3 separate regions of the Homo sapiens genome follow, and regions 2 and 3 are each linked to region 1. A link is a contact called in ENCODE Hi-C or POLR2A ChIA-PET data. All regions are on one chromosome and are shown on one strand. The core of a region is the stretch at or near the end of the contact, and the rest is flanking DNA. Distances in the headings are between cores, read along the strand shown.

What was found. Hi-C counts contacts between places; a loop is a spot of excess contacts on that map. ChIA-PET counts read pairs that join two places held with the same protein, here RNA polymerase II (POLR2A). Pooled maps may share reads with other maps.
Region 2: a loop to region 1 is called in a map of heart right ventricle, with 7 times the contacts of the local background. The contact joins the promoter of LINC01117 here to the enhancer-like site in region 1. A Hi-C loop is called at or near these places in 55 of 168 maps with a recorded cell type or tissue (A673, B cell, Calu3 and 37 more), 15 of 37 single-sample maps with no recorded cell type and 39 of 50 pooled maps. POLR2A ChIA-PET finds 5 or more read pairs at or near these places in 7 of 52 experiments (A549, GM12878, HCT116 and 4 more).
Region 3: a loop to region 1 is called in a map of uterus, with 2.0 times the contacts of the local background. The contact joins two enhancer-like sites. A Hi-C loop is called at or near these places in 3 of 168 maps with a recorded cell type or tissue (heart left ventricle, posterior vena cava and uterus), 1 of 37 single-sample maps with no recorded cell type and 10 of 50 pooled maps. POLR2A ChIA-PET finds 5 or more read pairs at or near these places in 2 of 52 experiments (MCF 10A and OCI-LY7).

Annotation. Positions count from the first base shown.
Region 1 is chr2:176,552,501-176,556,017 of GRCh38, reverse strand. No RefSeq gene overlaps it. Among named protein-coding and RNA genes, the nearest start is that of NRAL, 47 kb to the right of the region's middle. RefSeq lists a silencer at 1-157 and an enhancer at 1,243-1,537. Within about 2 kb of position 2,202, at least 25 of the 41 ENCODE cell types and tissues checked have a DNase peak (open chromatin) inside an H3K27ac peak, as active enhancers do; they include A673, HCT116, Panc1 and 17 more, where a contact is called at or near this core.
Region 2 is chr2:176,635,957-176,639,657 of GRCh38, reverse strand. LINC01117 (long intergenic non-protein coding RNA 1117) reads right to left here and starts at 1,904. Exons shown (of 4, transcript NR_110599.1): 1 at 1,650-1,904; 2 at 85-167. LINC01116 (long intergenic non-protein coding RNA 1116) reads left to right here and starts at 2,049. Exons shown (of 5, transcript NR_188023.1): 1 at 2,049-2,196. RefSeq lists an enhancer at 715-1,229 and a silencer at 1,390-1,439.
Region 3 is chr2:176,471,546-176,475,608 of GRCh38, reverse strand. No RefSeq gene overlaps it. Among named protein-coding and RNA genes, the nearest start is that of NRAL, 34 kb to the left of the region's middle. RefSeq lists enhancers at 2,062-2,131, 2,222-2,331. Within about 2 kb of position 2,247, at least 3 of the 41 ENCODE cell types and tissues checked have a DNase peak (open chromatin) inside an H3K27ac peak, as active enhancers do; they include uterus, where a contact is called at or near this core.

The DNA of each region.
Region 1 (3,517 bases), core at 953-3,452:
CAGGTAAGTGAGCTTTACCACCTGAGCTCCGCCTCCTGTCAGATCTGCAGCGGCATTGGATTCTCACAGGAGCGCGAACCCTATTGTGAACTGCGCATGCGAGGGATCTAGGTTGTGCGCTCCTGTGAGAATCTAACTAATAATGCCTGATGATCTGAGGTGAAACAGTTTCATCCCAAACCATCTCCCCCATCCATGGAAGAATTGTTTTCCATGAAACCAATCCCTGGTGCCAAAAAGGTTGGGGACCACTGTGTTAAAGGGCAAGACATTAGATGAGTTATCATTCTTCTTTTATTAATTCTCCCCTGTTGTCCTTTTAAATTAATGTAGTTGTTAAAAAAATAAGTAGTATCTACTGCATAAGCAATTAACACAAGGCAGACCCATAGAGTTCAGTAAATGTGTGTGACGATGATGACATATACATGCCTTCTTTCTGCCGCAGACAAGGTGCCTGGGCTCAAGCATATATTTCAATATTATAAAGGGGTAGCAGAAGGTATCTTTGTGGCGATGAACCAATTTTTTACCTTGTTTGTAGTGGTGGTTCATGCATCTACACGTGATAAATTGCATAGAACTATGCACACATACAAATGCATACAAGTAAACGGGTGAAATCTACATAAATTCCACAAATTGTACCAATGTCAATTTCCTGGTTTTGACGTTGTATCACAGTTATGTAAGATGTTACCATTGTGGGAAACTGGGTGAAGGGTACACAGGGCTTTTCTGTACTATTTTGTAATTTCTTGTGACTCTATAATTATTTAAAAATTAAAAGAAGATTCAAGGTTTTTCTTTTTTAACCACTAAAAGATTTCATTAAAAATATAAATGTTTTTGCTTCCTCACTTACCGAAAAAAAAATTCTTAAAATAAAAATTTTCACCTGTTTCTGGAGACTACATCACTAAAGTGGAAACCATTTTTTGCCAGTAAATGTGGTTCCAAGAATTTGAGACGGATTATGCAAATGACTGATTTGTACTATCATACATTTTTAAATACTTTAAACATAACAATTATAGGTGTTGAAACTTAAAACATTGATGAACAGCTGTTAACTTTTAAAATTATAATAAAATTAAAGTGGCCATCATTAAAGAAAGGAAAACCAAGCACTCGTCTATAGAAACTATTTTTTAAGATACAAAGCTCCAATATGTTCTTAAGAAAAAAAATGCACTTGCCTCTTCTCCCAAGTAATATATTTTAGCTTCTCATTATGAATAATCCATCTTTCTCTATGTTCATGGAAGGAGTAAAGCTCAGTCTTTATTTGCTTCTACAGGAAATTTTATTTTCTGTAGAAAGCTAGTCAATTCAGAATAAAGGGACTAATTTATATTTGACCACTAGGTGTCACTGTTGATGGTGGCGTGGGCGATAAGGAGGGGGAGGGGAATTGAAAGCAAGCTCAGGGGATTTGGGGGGTTGAGTTTGTTGTTGCTGTTGTTTTTAAACATAAAATGCTCACATCATTGCCATTCTCCCTCTCTAGGTACGGCAGGGTGGTAGGAAGGAAAGAGAGAAGTATGAAGACACAGCTTTGGCAGTGTTTCCGTAATGACTGGCCCTCAGACCACCCTAGCAGATTGCTGACTGCCGAGCCACAATCCCAACAGAAATTGACTCTTCAAGTCCATTTTAATCATTCCCTAACCACCTCGCGGGAAAACAGAAAAACGTCAATGACTCCACGTTGGGAAAGCGAGGCTCTCCTCGGCCATGCCTGCCTAGTGCTGAAGAAATCAGATGAATAATTTATATCACAAAGCAGTGTGCAGGGTCAGCTCGTGTGTGAAGGGGCTCTGAGTGAGGAGCTCTGGGCGCACGTCAGAAACATCATCTATGAGGCCAATAAACAAATCCAGGCGGAAGAGCCTCAGGAAGTGGAATGGGAATTTTTTGTCAGCAAAGATCAGTGAAGTCCAATTTAATTCTGGACTTGGCTGTATGAAATGGGAACGTTTTCAAAGCCCGTGGAAAATCAAACAATGAAAAAGAGATTTTCCTGATGTACTTGGCACAGACTCCAAGGATAGCAAGACGGGCAGTGCTGCCTGGACCCCGGAGGGAGATCGTCCTTATCTTCAGAACAGCCAGGGCCCGATGCCGAGCCTCACGGTCAGGGGTCGGTTCCCGTACCCAGTAGCATACCCAGGATCTGCAGGCGGGGCGGGGCTCGCTGGCAAAGCCCTGCAGAGGAGGCTGCCGTGTGCCCGTGCTATTTCAATCAAGCGTCTCTAGCTGGAGCTCTTATTCTTTCACTTTCCTAAGGGGGAGAAAGTTAAAGAAAACTAGGGAGTTGGAGTGGAAGGGAGTTTTGAGGAGAGAGCCTAAACAAGGGGTACTAACCCCCTTGTAAGCATCTAGAGGAGAATTTTAAAAAATGGAGGAAGGAGTTGAAATACATGGCCCAAAAGTTTTCATATTTGAAAATAGTTCCTTGCTCACTTATGTTATAAACTATTGCATCAAATGACCATTTCTAACCATTGTCTCATCAAATGAGACATTTCTCAGGGCAGGATTAGTAGTTTATACTTAACCACAATCATTGGAGGCAAGTTAGTGGGATAATCATGTAATAAATTAAAAAAATAAAAAACAGAAAAAGAGGTAAGCAACGAACATCGAGTGCCAACTACACGTCAGGTATTATCCTCAGTGTTTTCTGTGCATCAACTCATTTAATCTTCAAACAACGCTACAAAGCAGGCACTCATATTATTCCTATTAGAGATGAGAAAATGGAGAGAGAGAGAGGAGGTCAAATGGCTTGCCCACGGTCGCAGAGCCTGTAAGCGGCAGACTACCTCCAAGTCACTCAGCAGCAAACATAGGTCTAGAACTCAGAGCTCTGACCCTTACCACCCAGGCTCTCCTTATGGATCTTTTACCATCTTGTGCCCTGTGAAATGTCTACCAAGTTCAGATCCTAACCACTGAGAGCCATAAAATGTATGCACAACAGAATTTCTCTACTTGCTACATTCTGACAAAGTACTACACCAAAAGATGGAATGCAAACTAGGCTGTGAGGCCAGCCCTTGACAGGCATGCCTTTTGTGGCTCACAGCTTCAACTACTACCTCAGGCAAGCCCTTGAGACATCTCTCTGGACCAACTTCTCTTCATATAGCCACTTAGTCTCTGGTCAGAGTCAACTAGCTATATGAGACTATAGATCAAACATTCATTGTGATTTACACGAAATTAATTTCCAGAAAGTGTAAGTAATGGTACTTTGTATGAAAACACATATTTTCCAGGAATTTTTTATTGCCCATGACACACACACTAAGATTTTGCCAAAATAAGTTCAAGCCAGTTGTGTAACTGTACTCAAAATAGCTGAGGCTACATAAAATGTCTTTTGGGCACTGACTCAGGGGGAAAAAAAACAAATGTGCTCCTTAATAACCCTGGTAGCTGTACTGACTCTAACAGATAATTTTCTAGTCCAGCAACAGTATTGCAGTTTGTCATTAATAGATGTGAGGAA
Region 2 (3,701 bases), core at 655-3,154, 84 kb before region 1:
TTGACACACTCTTTAGGAAATAACAGAGAAAGAGAAATATGAAGCTGAAGACAGAAAATTTAATTATAAAACAAAGCCACCCACCTTGCTTTCAGGGTCAGGAGGTACAATGGCCTTCTTTTGCAGCAAGAATGAACTTAACACCCGTGTGTTAAATGATCACGTATCTATTTAAAAGAAAAGGAAATGTTTTTTAAAAGAAATGAAAGCTATATTCTCAGTCCTTCCTATAGCCAAGTCTTACCAAAAAATAAAAATAAAAGCAGTGTACTGTGGCTCTCTGGCACAAGGCAGAAAGCCGAGTCCTTAAGTCACTATTCCCCGGTTTCGCAAAACAAAATAAAACCAAAAAGCAACAGCAAAAGGTGTTTGGCAGGTGGGAAAGGGCCTTAAAACACCTTGTGCCCTCCTGGGTCCCTCCCAATGCCTTCAGTGTGGGCTGTGGAAACAACACCGCTCAACACCAAAGTCACCATCGGCAGTTTAAATGCCACAAAAGTACACTTAGAAATGAGAAGAAAGTGGGGCCGGGCGCGGTGACTGACATGGATATGTACAGCCAACCCCACTGCCACTAGAACAGTCTTAAATGCCCACACAAGGAGTATAAAAAGAAAAGCACATTTTGCAATAGAATAAATTCTTTTTTTTTTTTTTTTTTTTTTTTTTTATTGAGACCGCGGAAAGTCACATGACCCTGCATGTAGCCTTTTAGGAAAGCAACCGAAATGGTAAAGCCAGGAGCCGGGGCTGCCTGCTTCCTCCTGCAGCCTTTCAGCCCGTCCTGTCGCGCGTCCACATTCTTCTGGGCGCATCTGTGGAGCTATTAAGTGGGATAATCCCTCTGGCCTTTGATACATTTCTGGACATGATTATTTCATTACTCGCAGTATATCAGTAGGATCATAATAAAAAGGACTTCTGACAACCTGCCAAGAGTTTTGTGGCCTTGTAAACACAAAAGTGCTCTAATAAAATTTTATTAAGTGTTAAAAAGTCATAAAAAGTGAAATAACATAAACTACAAAATTTACTGTCCTCAGCAAATCCTGAAAATATCTTCCACAGTAAAATTAAATTAGCATGTAATAGACAGAGAAGCAGTGTGGAGTGGATTTAAAAGAGGATCCAGGGAAAATGACACTGTAACCCAATCAGGGTCACGGGGATTTAATTCGGATTTTCCCCCTTAAATGTGGATAAATGTGCTGATTACAGACGAGAGCTCCGGGGTTACTGGAGTCTCACACATTGTCAATACTTCGGAAGAAATAATATATTGCAGATTGTAACGAGCACGGGGAGCCAGCGAAAGGCAGGGCGTCCACTAGGGCGCGCTGAGAGACCGGGAATCCCCGCAAGGGCGCCCGCGCCGCCCGCCACCCGCCGCCGCGCGCACGCCGCGCCCTCGCCCACCTCCAAATAATATTTACAGTTAGGGTTTTTTTTTTTTTTTTTTTTTTTTTTTTTGCTCTCGCCCGTGACATTTTCTCCAAATCGGAAGAAAATCAAGTGTATGTCGAGCTTTGCCGCAGGCAGCCCTTGGTCTCCGCTTTCAGATTCGGGGTCCGGGAGCGGAGCGCCCTGCCCGCGGCGGTGCTAAACTCTGGGGCCAGGGTGTGGCCCTCAGCGAGCGCCCTGGGACTGGCCGCCCCGCCGAAGGATGCCGAGGATCGGGCAAGGCCGGCGTCCGGTCTGCGCGGGGCGCGGGTGCTCTCCGAAGGCCGCGAGCCACGGGCCTCGCTGCGGGTTCAAGTGCGTCCGGGTTTGGACGTCGCGGCTCCAGGAGTGTGCTCTCTCTCCTGCCCATCCCCTCCCCGGAGTTCAGCGCATCCGGGGCCCCGGGGACCCCTCTTCCCGGCCCTCCTGGCCGCGCTGGCCCGCCCGCATGGGGCCGAGGTTCCTGGCCGACGCGCGAGGGCGCGGGCGGGTACCGGGTTCCCGTTTTTCCCAGGCCCCGATCCCCGCCCACGCACGAGGCCCCCGGCCCACGCACGAGGCGCCCACGCCCATCGTGGAGGCTCCGCCTGGAAAAGAAGTCCGACTTCCTCTCCAAGCTGCTCCGAGGGGAATGGGGAATCGGCAGGAAATGACCCGAACTGCCAGCCTGCGCCTTTGCAGCCGGCCCTCGCTTTGCTGAAGACGAGCAGCTCCCACCAAAGTCTTGCCTCCCCTTACCCCGAAAGCCCCGCTCAGGTTTGTAAAGAGGGGTGCGAGATCTGAAAAGTATTTGTCTTCTAGGGAGAGAGATGTTGGTAAGGGGCCCAGAGAAAGACGGGTCCTTTTTAGCTCATCAACGCGCCACGTCTTGCTTTGCAGCTCCAAAATGATGCCAGCGCTGCTGTCCGAAGGGTCAATATTAATGCGTTAAGTGAAATGGGAAATAAATGGACAGTGGCACATTTCGTGGCATCATTTTTACAAGGGGATGTCGAAAGTTTTAAGCTGCATTTAAGAATTAGCCACATCTTGCCTGAAAGTTAATATTTTTTGATAAACTCGTTAATAAAGCCTAGAAGAGGTAAGTTAAAGTTAGTTACCACGTAGATCCTCCAGTCTCTTGTAGAGACTTGCGCAGGTTACTAGGATGAGGACGAGTTGTATTTTTAATTTTCTAGACTAAGTGCAAAGGCATTGAGTTTTGAGGTGGCAGGGTTAATGTTCAAGGGCAAATGGAACCGCCAAGGATCTCTTGAAAAGAATTCACTTACTATTAATACTTAAGCCTGAAATAATTATAATTAATTTACAGTGGGAATTATATGCCCATGTTTTAGACTTTTTTGTTATATTAGCTATATGAAAAGGGATGTTCTTTAGTGATTAAAAGAAAAAACCACCTGTTTATTGTCATTTGCAATTTGAAATAGCCGACAGCAGTAAGGCTAGCTACAAAAGCTAACAAGTCAACTTCAGTGTGGTTTGACATTTACTGTCAAAGCTTTGAGCTCTAAGAAAAACAGAATTTAAAATAATGTATATAAATAATAAAATTTCATTGTGACTCAATGTCCCTGCCCCTGGAGAAGGGACAGATGACACTCAGTGACTGGCTTGGAACCATTCCCCCTGCAGATGCATTTGCGGATACAGTGGGCCAGGGCTGCCTCTGAGTATGTACAGCAAGTGCTTATGGACTTACAGAAACAAATGTTTTACTATTTAGGATTTTCTCAATAGTTTACACTAAAAGTTTTGCATGTAGAAATGTGGGATAAATATTTCTTTGAAAGGAAAAGTTTCGAAAGGAAACTTTATACTTGTATTTTTTTGTGTGTTCACATTTCTAAGTTCATCTGTCTTTCAAAAAACAGATTTTCATAAATATTAAAATATTGCAAGTATTATTTTTAATTCTTTTGAGTGCCATGTTTGCTGTAAGTAGTTTTTTCTTTTAAGTAAGATTAATATAATCCTGTCTAAGGAGTTTAATAGAGAGAACAGGATTTCCAAGCCTATAAATGCAGTCTATATAAAATAGTGGGATCAAAGTTTTTTGTTAAGAAACTTGAGAATTTATACATTTTAAATGAAGATAGAAGCACGTTTTAAAAGTAGTTTTTCCACACCATTTCCCTCCCCCCAAAAGAATTCAGAAACTATATTCCATAGTCTAAAAATGGCATAATCAGATGTAAAAATTATTACCATAATATATAGTTTTCTCAAGATGGTGGATACTTTTTAATATATTATGAAGA
Region 3 (4,063 bases), core at 998-3,497, 80 kb after region 1:
AGACCCTTTCTCAAAAAAAAAAAAGAAGTTCAAGCCCAGGCCTTATTAGTGTGTATATTTCACCACGAAACAAATATTTATTGAATATCTCTTTATGTGCCAAGCACTGGTGATATGGCTGTGTCCCCACTCAAATCTCACCATGAATTGTGATAATCTCCATGTGTCAAGGGTGGGGCCAGGTGGAGATAATTGAATCAGGCCAGCGGTTTCCCCCATACCGTTCTTGTGGTAGTGAATAAGTCTCACAAGATCTGATGGGTCTAAAAATGGGAGTTCCCCTGCACAAGTCCTCTTGCCAGCCACCATGTAAGACATCCCTTTGCTCTTCCTTCTCTCCCACCATGATTGTGAGGCCTCCCAGCCATATGGAACCACGAGTCCATTAAACCTCTCTCCTTTATAAATTACCCAGTCTCAGGTAATTTCTTCCTTCAAAGAGCTCACAGCCCAGTGTGGAGAAGGCAAACAAGTAAAGACACAATTATATCACAAAGGAATGGAGACAAGTGCAAGGAGCTGAAAAAATAGTCCAGCCAGGTTTGGAGGAAGAAAAGAGAGGGCTTACTGAGTTGTGCATTCAAGGAAGTAGCTAGGGGCTCTGGGAACACAGAGTAGTATGTGCAAAGCCCTAGGGACAGCTAAGAAATATGAAGGAGACAGATACGAAGGACCTTGTGTGATATGCTGAGCACTCGGCATTTTATCTTGAAGGACACAGAACCATGCAACAGACATCCAGAATCTGCCCACTTCTTGCCATCCGCTCTAAGCCATCATCACCTCTTGCCTGGATCATGGCAGTGGTCTCCTGATGTTCTCCCTGCTTCTACTCTTGCCCCTCTACAATCCCTTCCCAACACATTGCCAGGAATGATTTTGTTACCTACAACTCAGATCATATCACTACTCTGCTCAAAACCTCACAATGCTGCAACCCACTCAGAGTAAAAACCAAACCTCTCAATAGCAAGAGGCCTCCCATGACATACACCCAATGCCATGCTGTCAACCCATGCCCCTGAGCTCCCACCAAGGTACCAAGATTCCACCCTCCTTGCTGCACCTCCAGCATGGCAGTCATGCTCCTTCCTACGGTTTCCTCTCCTAGAATGTTCTTCCGCATGTCCCGATGGCTTGTCGCCCTTGCTTCATTCAAGTCTCTGCTCAGACAAATATCTGCTTTATCAGTGAAGCCTCCTCCAGCCAGTCTATACACAAAATAAGAAATTCCCTTCCCTTGCTGCTCGTTTGCTTTAGGTCCCCTACCCTGCTTCATTTTCCTGCCTAACATTTATCACTCTCTGACATGCACATTTTTGTCCAGATTTTAGAAATATCTATATTCTTAACTTATTAACATTGTTTATAGTGGGTCTCCCCATGCTAGAATGTGAGCTCCATGAAGGTAAGAACTTTGTCTTGTTCTCCACTGTGTCCCCATTGCCCACGTCAAATTAGCATCTCAGTAAGGATTTGTTAGATGATAAATGAATGACTTAAACGATTCTAAACAGAAGGGGAATAGAATCAGATGGCAGCATTGTTGAGAACAGATTAAAGAAGAGCTAAACCAAGGAGGCCAAGTAGCAGGTCACTTAGTTAAACCAATCCCAATCCGGGCCTGAGCTAATGATGGGGCAGAGGGGAGGGTCGGCGGGATGGAGGGAGGGCAAGAGGTATTGACGAGCTTAACTCTACAAATCTTGGAACTGACTGAATGCAGAGGTGAGTGAGTGAGTGAAGTGGGGAGGACTGCTGGTTTGCAGGAGCGAAACAGAGGGGCATCGTTCACTGAGTTCCACTAGGACAGGCTAGGAGGAGGATGGTTGGGGGCGGGGGTCAGAGGAAGAGGAGGGGTTGAGATTTCCACCTGGTGACCTCTGCTCACAGTGTGAAATAGATTTTTTAAAGTTTGCTGAAAATAAGGGAGGTGTAATGAAACAAGAAAAAAACTACTGTGAAGGCTAAATGAGAAAGCTCCTAAGTGCTACATTAAAGGACAGACATCAAGGGCAGCCTTGAAAAGAGAAAAGTCTCACTGCCAAGTCTTGGGCTTGGGTGTGAATCCAGCATGTGGTGAATACAGGCTGACCTGGGGAAGGATCCAGGCCTGCGCTTATATCTCACCTCGGGAAACTGACTCCACCTTGTTGAGCCTCACTTTTTGTACGAAAAGGGATGAGCAGGTTCTAGCATGCCCAGCCAAGGTGCAGCTGAAATAAGATTAACATGCCTGAAACTGGCACAGAGCCTGGGCCTGGTGGATCCAGACTGTGTGGGGCTCAGAGTGCTTACAATTTGGAGAGCACTGTCTAAAGACTAGAAGAGAAAGTGAAAGTGAATGCGTACTTAGAAAGAGAAAAGGAATCACCATAAATTACATATTTTTAAGCTGCCAAATGCCATATGCATCACAAAATACAGAAAAATAACCCAATATTTTTATTAATAGCCTGATGAACCTCCATAATATTTTTCCCATATTTGGCTGCACAGTCTTTATCACTTCTTTATATGACAATGATTTTGTAATATGATTTTTATAGAGAGAATAAAAAGATAATTTAGCCTTTGCTCTACTTCAATTGAACAAAACTTGTTTTATATTATTGATAGCTGGATGCATTAAGCATTAAACACAGCCATATTTCTGTTTATAATATGGCTACGGGTTTGTACCCTAAAAATACAAGAATTGTGATCCATTCTATTTCTCACATTTTTCTCACGTTTTTCTCACACCAAGAAAAATGTATGGTGGGTTTATACACGGCGATTTGTGTTTCATTATTAAGTATATTCCTGACAGAAAAGAGCTTCCGTTTTCACCAGTCATTGATGACACCAGATTCTGCCTCTGTACATTTCAAATCTTGTGTCTCCCTCATCGGTCACCTATTTCTGATGCTGATGCCAGGCCCTGTAGAGCGTGTTGCTGTTGTGATACAACGCCTGGGCTCTGAGTTTTGTCCCCCATGCTGGGTGTCAGCCGGTGGACAGTACATGTATTCTGGGAAGCTGTCTCTACACTGGGATGGTTAGCAAGAACATAACTGGGCATGAAGTGACTGCAGACCAGGAAACCAAAACCAAATGTTGTCCCAACCCAATTTCCCTTAACGAGGTCCCCAAAATACTAGTGGCCATCTTTAAACACACCCACTACTCAATACTAAAGGAAGTACCTATCAAAAGGGGAAGTAGGAGCAAACAAAAACAGTGATCATAACTAACTGCACTTAAATATCTTATTTTTCCAAACTTTACAAAACACGTGGCCATGTGAACATATTACTTAGGTGCTACAGGGTCTTGGAAAGGATCTGTGCAAATGTGGGCCCTAAAGCTCAAGGTTCATTAGCCTCATGGTAAACCTGCATCTAGTTGTAACCATAACAGGCATTCAACAAATCAGCGTCCCCTCTTCCTCTCCCATAAGCTGTTCTGTCACAGTGCCTTCCAGGACTCCTGTGCCCAGCACCCAGCACACAGCTGTGCCTGCAGGTGTGCTCAGCCAGTATTGATAGCCACTGGATTTTATTTACCATGCTCAACTGACTTAACTACACTTTGGATGGGTGTTTATTTGGAGTAGGTTGATTTTCTTAAAAATAGGTTTGATATTTGTAATACTTTATCTGGAATTATTTCTTAAAACGTAGTCTAAAATAACCATAGTCATTGAATAAAAGAGTTGGGGGCTGGATTTTGAAATCTAAATATACCCCATGAGAATAATGCTGTCATAATACATTCAACTAACATTTCATTTACATCAATGGCATATAGACACAAAGAAACTTGTGAATCTTGGCCAAAATCCGCTGTCTTCACTAAAGTGTGTTGGGTTTAGATTATAATTTTCCCCCACAAGACAAAACATAGAAAGAGAGAGGGACAGAGGAAGGAAGGAAGGAAGGAAAAGGAAGAGCTTCTCCACAACCATTTATTATACCTTTGAAACAATTTTTTCCTCAAAAAACAAAATGTGTTTCTGCAACCTCTTCTATCTAGAGTGTAGAAGTAAACGGCAATCTTTTCCAGGGGCTTGAATACTCTT